Linked DNA regions of Homo sapiens: region 1 is linked to region 2. A link is a loop called in an ENCODE intact Hi-C map of the cell type or tissue named here. Cell type or tissue: mammary epithelial cell. All regions are shown on one strand. Each heading gives the region's core, and the rest is flanking DNA. Links, peaks and the distances in the headings are about the cores only. Region 1 overlaps CCDC13 (coiled-coil domain containing 13). Region 2 has its middle 4.9 kb from the start of CYP8B1.

What was found. A loop is a pair of places that touch in the nucleus more often than their neighbours do. Peaks named below come from ENCODE experiments on the same cell type or tissue, not always from the same donor. Only the 100,000 strongest peaks of a DNase experiment are listed, where the experiment ranks them.
Region 1: it touches region 2 in a loop (8-fold over the local background); 3 of 110 quality-filtered maps call a loop at or near these places.

The regions. Positions count from the first base shown.
Region 1 is chr3:42,742,174-42,746,561 of GRCh38, reverse strand. CCDC13 (coiled-coil domain containing 13) reads left to right here. Exons shown (of 16, transcript NM_144719.4): 7 at 535-639; 8 at 3,505-3,666. CCDC13-AS1 (CCDC13 antisense RNA 1) reads right to left here. Exons shown (of 4, transcript NR_046732.1): 3 at 3,496-3,636; 4 at 1,404-1,619. Among named protein-coding and RNA genes, the nearest start is that of CCDC13-AS1, 12 kb to the right of the region's middle. In mammary epithelial cell, for the core only: a CTCF peak has its summit at 2,125 (motif pointing right); a DNase peak (open chromatin) is centred at 2,111.
Region 2 is chr3:42,878,583-42,882,970 of GRCh38, reverse strand. No RefSeq gene overlaps it. Among named protein-coding and RNA genes, the nearest start is that of CYP8B1, 4.9 kb to the right of the region's middle. RefSeq lists a silencer at 1,612-1,661 and an enhancer at 1,700-1,994. In mammary epithelial cell, for the core only: a CTCF peak has its summit at 1,814 (motif pointing right); a DNase peak (open chromatin) is centred at 1,820; H3K4me3 peaks cover 951 bases.

The DNA.
Region 1 (4,388 bases), core at 100-4,099, 140 kb after region 2:
AAAGCCTTGAGGTTGGGCCTGAGTGCTGCACTTCAACAACCGCAAAGCTGGGTCCTTCTTGGACCACAGCACCCCAACTGACATTCAGTAGCCCACCTTTTGCTGCACTCAGAGGTCCACTTGTCCGTGGGTTTTCACAAAGGCTAGGGTCCTGTGGTGATGTACTTCCTATAGCCAGAATTAGCTCAGCACTAGGTGACAGGTGAGTGGGTTAAGGAAGCAGGAGTTGGTCAGCTTTGTGGTTCAGTCATCCCAGAATATGTCAAGAGCAAGGGGCCCTATCTGGGCATTGCTGGCAGTTTCTTGGCTGCTCTAAGCATTGCCAAGAAATGCCAGGGATGATGGGTTTACTACTTTCCCAGGGAGAGCTGCCCTTGGGACATGGAAAACTGACCTTTGAGGGCTATGCTCTGAGATGGGAAGAAGATCGTGTAGGTGAAGACTGCTTCTGAATATGCTTCTAAATACGTAGCAGCATCAGGGTCTGGTGGAGCCCTCTCTTTTGGCCACATTGAAGGCCCTGCCTTATTTCAGGTTTTGGCCAGAGAGGTTGGGGAAGACATCAACGTTCAGCAGCTCCTATCTTCGCCAGGGACCTGGAGGGGTCGGGCTCAACAAATTCTTGTTTTGCAGAGCAAGGTGAGTGAGTCATCAGACTTCTCCTGGCCTGAACAAAGGATTTAAAACACCCCAGAAAGAGCTGCCCTGACCCCCTTAGAGACCTAAGCACACAGTACCCAAAAAAGGCCTTTAGGTCTCACAGTGCACTCGTGCGGGGTTGTTGTTTTACCTTCTCGCCAACCAGCCTGATTTTAATTTGTTATTTAATGAACAAGCTCTTATATAACACTTAGCACATGCCAGGCACTGGAGCTTAACAAATGCCAACGCCTTTGGTTTGATTTATTTTACTCCAGGCATCTTTTTTTTTTCTTAGTTTATGTAGATTTGCGTGACTGTTGTAATTGTAAGCTTTTTCCAGTTTTGTCCAGATGCTTGTAGTCTTTTGAAAGTTTAATTACCCAATAAAAATTTAGCCTTGTCTCCCTCTTTATTGTCTGAATATTTTGGAGCATACCAAAAGCAGCTAACAGCAGGGGCTCTGGAGCCACACTGCTCAGATTCAAATCCCAGCTCTCCACTCACCAGCTGTGTGACCTTAAGCAAGTTCCTTTAGCTCTGTGCCTCAGTTTCCTCATCTGTATAATGGGGATAATAACGATGCCTACCCCACAGGATTGTTGGGAGAATTGAGTCAATACTTGTAAAATGCTCAGCACAGGGCCTGGCATGGAGGAAGCACTGTATAAAAGTTAGGTGTGGTTCTTTTCCCTTTGTCCCTTCAAACTGAGAAACATGTGAGAAGGTGTATGACTTCCACCATTTGCCAAGCATATCACCCTTGTTCCCAGGGACTTCGAGGGTCACAGTGGCTTTTATCTTCAGTGTCTCCCATGGGATCCTTGAAGCCAATATAAAGGGGGAAAAACTCCAAGAAGCTAATAGATGATAGTGCATGGCCTTGGGGTTCAAGAGACCTGAGTTTACGTTTGGCCACCGGTCTGCCAACTCTGACCTTGGGCAAACCCCTTCATCTTCCTATGTCTTCATCTTCACACCTGTGAAATGGGGTAACATAAAATAACATTTGTAAAGCACCTAGGACAGTGCCTGACCATAATAAGCACAAAACAACTTACTTCTTATTGTCATTAAGTTACATGTCAAATTCTTTTTTTTTTTTTTTTTTTTTTTTTGAGACGGAGTCTCGCTCTATCACCCAGGCTGGAGTGCAGTGGTGCGATCTCGGCTCACTGCAAGCTCCGCCTCCCGGGTTCACGCCATTCTCCTGCCTCAGCCTCCTGAGTAGCTGAGACTACATTTGCCCGCCACCACGCCCGGCTAATTTTTTGTATTTTTAGTAGAGACGAGGTTTCACTGTGTTAGCCAGGATGGTCTCGATCTCCTGACCTCGTGATCCGCCCACCTCGGCTTGCCAAAGTGCTGGGATTACAGGCATGAGCCACCACGCCCGGCCCTGTATGTCAAATTCTTAAAGGTAACAGTATTCTTTAATGATTAAATGGAATTGCCTCACAGCGCCACACGAGGGCACTGGTGGGTGCCTTCAAAGCTGTGCTCCTGCCCTTTGCCAGGGAGCCTAGCGAATTGTGCTTCCTTTCCTGGCTCAAGTTTACCAACATTGTTTTGTCATTTGGTTGTGTTGATAGGGAAACCAGGGTCAGAAGGACCCTAGGAGTTGTCTGCTTCTACCCTAGCGTTATAAGGGTGATAAGGGCATTGTTCTGTGGGATGACATCTACCTGCCACTTGCTGAAGGCCCACATGTGCCAGGCTGTGTTGACAGCTTCACCTAGACCATCTTGGGATTTTGCAAAGTTACCTAATCCTAAAAATAACCTGTAGCATTTAAAATGCAGATTCCATGTCCCTTCCGCTAGAACTGTAGTTTGTTGATCTGGAGTAAGCACCAAGATTTCAGTCCAAGAAGAACCTCAGAGGATTCCCAGGCTCAGACAACTTCACAATACTGAATCCTCATAACAGTGTTACGCAGGGCAGTGTTACTCTTAGGCCCATCTTACAGATGAGGGAACTGAGATTCAGAGAGTTACCTGTGCGCAGTCACACAATCTGTGAGGCTTTGAGGCAGTCTGTTTCCAAACCCTGCCTTCCCCTCTTCAGTATCTCCTGTAAGTGACTGCCATCTTCCGAGAAGCCCACCCAGTCTTAGGTGGTCTGTCTGTTAGAAAGTTCCTCCTTGCCCAGCACTTTGGGAGGCTGAGGTGGGCAGATCTCTCGAGCCCAGGAGTTCAAGTTCAAGACCAGCCTGGGCAACATGGTGAAACCCCGTCTCTACCAAATTTTATATATATATATATTTATATTTATATATTTATGTGTGTGTGTGTATATGTGTATATATATATGTGTGTGTGTATATATATATATAAAATTATCCAGGCACAGTTGCCTGTGCCTGTGGTCCCAGCTGCTTAGGAGGCTGAGCTGGGAGGATTGCTTGAGCCCGGGAGGCAGAGGTTACAGTGAGCCATGATTGCACCACTGCACTCCAGTCGGGGCAACAGAGCAAGACCCTGTCTCTAAAATAAATAAATAAATAAATAAATAAATAAATAAATAAATAAATAAATATTCTTTCTTGAACTGAGACCTGCCATCCTATCCATCCCTGGTTCCTGGGGCCATAGGTCTGCTTTCCAGCCTCAAACAGCCCCTCAGAGATAGGGTGATTTTTCTCATTCACCATTTTTCTAAGCTGAACTTTCCTGGTGTCTTCCAATGTGTTGCTCAAGATGCCAGCTCAGATTGTCCCCCACCCCTAGTCCTCCTCAGATGGGGCTACCACAGCCATCTAGAGAGGTGGTTCCATCTTCAGTCTGTGGGGTCTCCTATCACACTTCTGAGTAGAAGAGGCTGGCAGAAGACCCATTGTGGAACGACGAGTTTTACCATCCTCAGGTTCAAGAGCTTGAGAAGCAATTGGGCCAGGCCCGGAGCCAGTCTGCGGGAACAGCCAGTGATGAGTTGTCTGTCTATCCAGACCCAAGGAAGCTGTCGGCACAGGAGAAAAACCTGCTGAGGATCCGCAGCCTGGAAAGGGAAAAACAGGAAGGCTTGGAGGTAACGCGTGCCTGAGGAGGTCAGCTGGGCATGTGGGAACGAGAGATCATGATGGTGCCTGCAAGGGCTCTGAGGCACATGTGGTCAGAAGTCTGAGCCACCCCTTCTAGGCAGGAGACACCTGGGGACCTGGGTCACCTCTGCATGTTCCTCATGTCCTGTCAAACCAACTTGAGCTGCCTGACTGGGACCTCACTGTGAGCCCATTTAATGAACTTTTCGTGGCCCCATCCTGGCTGTTTTGGAGGTGCTATACCTGAAATTCTCATTGTAAAAGGGAGAGGGGGAGGGTCATGGCCCCAGAAGTATGATAGGGTTAGATGGGGCTTAAAGGGGGAAAGTTCCAGGCTGATGAAAGAGGTAGGCAGGCTGGACTCAACACCAGGGGCCGCATCTCACTGGCTGCGTTGGGAGTGTCAGAACTCTAACTCTACCAGGTTTAAGCAACAAAGGGAAGTCATTGGCCCATGTAAACGAACAATCCAGAGGTGGCCTAGCTTCAGGTGCAGATCGGGGCCTTGCTCTCAGCACCTTCTCCTGGGTTGGCTTCACTCTCTTCCACAAGGACCCTGGGTAGTCCCAGCTTCTCTCCTCCAATGCAGCCTCTACAGACAAAGGGTTTCTCTTTCCCAATAGTTCCAACAAAGTCCCAGAATTGAGTGTCTTTGGTCTAGCCTGGGTTATGTGACCATCCTTGAGCCCATCACTGTAGCCAAGAGTAC
Region 2 (4,388 bases), core at 166-4,165:
GGGAACTTCACTTTCAAAGTGCGTCCAGTCAACACTTAACCAATAAGAGTAGTTCGTTATGCCTTGACTATTTGTACAAACATGATTTATAATGAATATCTGCTTTCCTTCTAGGAGTCTGGAATTTTGGTATGTGCTAGGCAGAAGGTGCCTACATGACCAGTCCCCCGATAAAAACCTTGGGCACTGACTAATTTTTGAGCTTCCCTAGTTAGAAACATGGCACATATGTTGCTGCGTTTCCATTGCTAGGAGGAGTAAGCTTTGTGTGATCTCTCCTGGCAGGGAGAAAGAACTCGGAATCCTGCACATAGATTCCTCCAGACTCCACCTATGTCTTTTTCCCTTATGATCTGGTTATGTATCCCATCAGATGGACAGGCAGAGAATTCTGGCTCTTCCTCAGGCAGAGGCTGGCTTGCCCGTGGGAATTCAGCCCACGTGGCTGCCCTCCCCACCCTCCCAAGGGGCTAGGGACCAGCAATCCAGTTGTAATCAATCTTAGTCATGATTACAACTGTATTCTGAGTCCTGTGAGTTCTTCTACGGAATCTCTGAACCGGGTTGATATAAGGGTTAGATGGCAAAATACGTGAATTTCGTGTAATATTAGCTCAAGGTAAGTTCTCAAAATAAGAATGGTGATGGTGTTGGTGGCGATGGAAATGATCAGCATAGAGCCATCCCCTGGCTAGAAGCTCAATGCCAATCATTCCAATTCCCACCCTATCCCTCCACCCTCTCACACTATATGCCCTCGTTATCTCTTGGCAAATTAGTGAATGTACAACCCAATACCTTTATAATAGCATCTCACTGCTGGCGAGTACGTCAAATTCAGTACCTCTTATTTTGACACATCAGAATAAAGGTCCAGAAGGGTAAAACAAAATGTTCTGGGTCATGCCATAAATTGGTGGAAAAGTTGGGACAAGAACCCAGGTTTGCCTTTTATGTCCTACACTGGTTCTACGACAACCTGGTATATGTGATTCAGGCTAGCAGTAAGCATAGTGACCCTTGAGTCAGGCTGTCAAGAACCCAGGCTGCCATGGAGGGGGTTCCTTCCCCTCCAGGAAAAACAGAAGGAACCTGGAAAGCTAGAAAGAAACAAAAAGGAGCCATACATAAGCCCTAAGTGAAACGATTATTACCTGCTCTAAAGGCAGGGTGAAATAATTTCTCCCCTGTATTTCCATTTCAATGGTACTACTTACTGCTGGGGGCGAGGCAGTGAGCAAGAGGTGGCACATACTGGGGGAGCAGTCAATATCATCCAGAATTAGAAAAAGGGGCAAACAAGACTCAGGGAAGAGCTAGTGCATCCGGACTAGAGAACCCACAGCGGAGAACCCCAGTAAAGGAACCACAGCAGATAAATAGAATCCTCAGGTCAGTGCCCAGTTGCTCAAAATTCTGGGCCATATATAGAATGAGAAGTCATGACATCAGACAGGAACATGGAACTACTAGGGCCCAGTGTAAAAAACTCAATCCACTGTCCTGCCCACCATGGAATGTGCAAATGAGGTTAGCAATAAAGGAGCTAACCCCCAAAACCCCCCAGGACAACCAAAATGATGCTCTTGCCGGGCTTATGCCGTGAAAACTGCCAGGGGCGTGGGCCGAGGGGTAGTGGTGGGTTCAGCGCGCGAGTCGGAAACAGCTGCGGTGGGGAAGGAAGAAAGCAGCGCCATCAGCACGTCCTCCCGTTGGCCCGGAACCACGCCCTTACTGGGGGCTCAGCCGCCGAACTGACACTCACCGCTCCTGAGCACAAAGAAGGTGCGAAGTGCCGCAGAGCGACCGCCAGAGGTCAGCAACACACTGCCTACTCCCCGCCGCGCCTCCCGGAGACTCCCTCGCTGAGGCTTCGGGGGCCGGAAGTGCACCCGCCCCTTTCCCGAGCGCCCGCGGGCCCTCTGGCTGTCCCGGAGGCCGCCTCCGTGTGTCTTTGGTCCTACCTGGCCCCCTAGCCCACCATCGTAACCCCGCCCCGGCCCCTGACAGTTCCCGGACCGAAGGGGCGAGGAGGGGACGTGCCGCCCGCTCCCGGTGTTGGCTTGAGTTGCTGGTCCCCAGCCCCTCGGGAGGGAGAGGAGGGCAGTCCCGTGGGCTGACTTCCCAGGGGCAAGCCAGTCTCCTCCCGAGGAAGAGCCCGTATTCCCTGCCTGTCCATCCGGCAGCCCTGCGTGGCCCCCGTGGGCTGGCCCCGGACACAAGCGTGGCTGGGCCGGCTGGCGTGAGAGGGGTTCAGTGCCACCGATGTGTCAAAGTCCTAACCCGCACAGAGCCTGCCGGTTCTGCACCCTGTGGAGATTCTTCCCCCTTCTCCGAGTGCCCTGGGCTCATTGGCCCCAGGGTGGATATGCTCTCGGTACCTTGGGACCACCCTGCTGCATCCCCTGACCAGCACCCCTCTTCGGCCGCTAGCACCTCCACCACACACAACACACATTGACTGGGTCTTGTGGTCCTCCAGGCCTCCGCTGAATCAGTGTGGCCCAATCAGTGTGGCCTTCCTGACTGCCACCTCCCTTCATGCTCTGCTCTTCTTTGCAGCATTTGTCACAATTACAGCCATACCGCGAAGATATTGCGGGTTGGGTTTCAAACCTCCATAGTAAAATGAGTCGCACGAATTTTGTTTCCGGGGAATATAAAAATTATGTTTAGACTATACACCATTAAGTGTGCAAAAGCATTATATCTAAAATACATATATATACCTTAATTTTTAAAAAAAACTTTATTGCTAAAAAATGCTAATGATCATCTGAGCCTTCAGTGATTCCTGTCTTCACCCTGGACTGATCAGGGTGGTGGTTGCTGAGGGCTGGGGTGGCTGTGACAATTTCTTAAAATAAGACAACAATCAAGGTTGCCGCACCAGTTGACTCTTCCTTTTAGGAAAGATTTCTCTGTAGCATGGAATGCTGTTTGATAGCATTTTACCCACAATAGAACTTTTTTTCAAAATTGGAGTCAATGCTCTCAAACTCTACTGCTGCTTTACTAACTTTATGTAATATTCTAAATTCTTTATTGTCATTTCAACAGTGTTCCCAGCATCCTCGCCAGGATTAGTTTCCATCTCAAGAAACCACTTTCTTAGCTCATCCGTAAGAAGTTACTCCTCATCCATTCAAGTTCAATCAGGCGATTGCAGCAATTCAGTCACATCCTCTGGCACTACTTCTAATTCTAATTCTCTATTTCCACCCATCTGCAGCGACTTCCTCCACTGAAGCCTTGAACCCCTCAAAGTCATTCATGAGGGTTGGAATCAACTTCTTTCAAACTCTTGTTCATGTTGATATGTTAACCTCCTCCCATGAATCACAATTGTTCTTAGTGGCTCTAAAATGGTGAGTTCTTTCCATAAGGTTTTCAATTTACTTTGCCCAGATCCATTAGAGGAATCGCCATCTACAGCAGCTATAGCCTTACGAAATGTATTTCTGAATACTAAGACTGAAAAGTTGAAATTACTCCTTGATCCATGGGTTGCAGAATGGATGTTGTGTTAGCAGGCATGAAAACAACATTCATCTCTTCGAACATCTTCCTCAGAGATCTCAGGTGCATTGTTAATGAGTAGTAATACATTGAAAAGAATCTTTTTTGTGAGCAGTAAGTCTCAGCAGTGGGCCTAAGTAAACCATGCTGCAAACAGATGAGCTGCCATCCAGGCTTTGTTTTGTTTGTTTTGAGACAGGGTCTCACTCTGTCGTCCAGGCTGAAGTACAGTGACATGATCTTGGCTCACTGCAGCCTCAACCTCCCAGGCTCAGGTGATCCTCCCACCTCAGCCTCCCAAGTAGCTGGGACCACAGGCATGCACCACCATACCTGGCTAATTTTTGTAGAGACAGGGTTTCACCATGTTACCCAGGCTGGGCTCCAAGCTCTGGGCTCAAGCAATCCACTTGCCTTAGCCTTCAAAATTGCTGGGATTGCAGGCGCGAGCCACCACACCTAGCCTTGCTACTTATAGAGTACAGGCAGAGTAGATTTAGCATAATTCTGAAGGGCCCTAGGATTTTCAGAATGGTCGTGAGCTTTGGCTTCAACTGAAAGTCACCAGCTACCTTAGCTCCTAAAAAGAGAGTCATCCTACCCTTAGAGGCTTTGAAGCAGGGCATTGACTTTGCTCTAGGAAAGTCCTTAGATGGTCTCTTCTTCCAATATAAGGCCGTTTCATCTACATTAAAAATCTGTTGCTTAGTGTAGCCATCTTCATCAATTATCTTAGCTACATCTTTTAGATAACTTGCTGCAACTTCTTCATCAACACTTGCTGCTTCACGTTGCACTTCTATGTTATAGAGATGGCTTCTTTCCTTAAACCTAATGAACCAACCTATGCTACCTTCAAACTTTTCTCC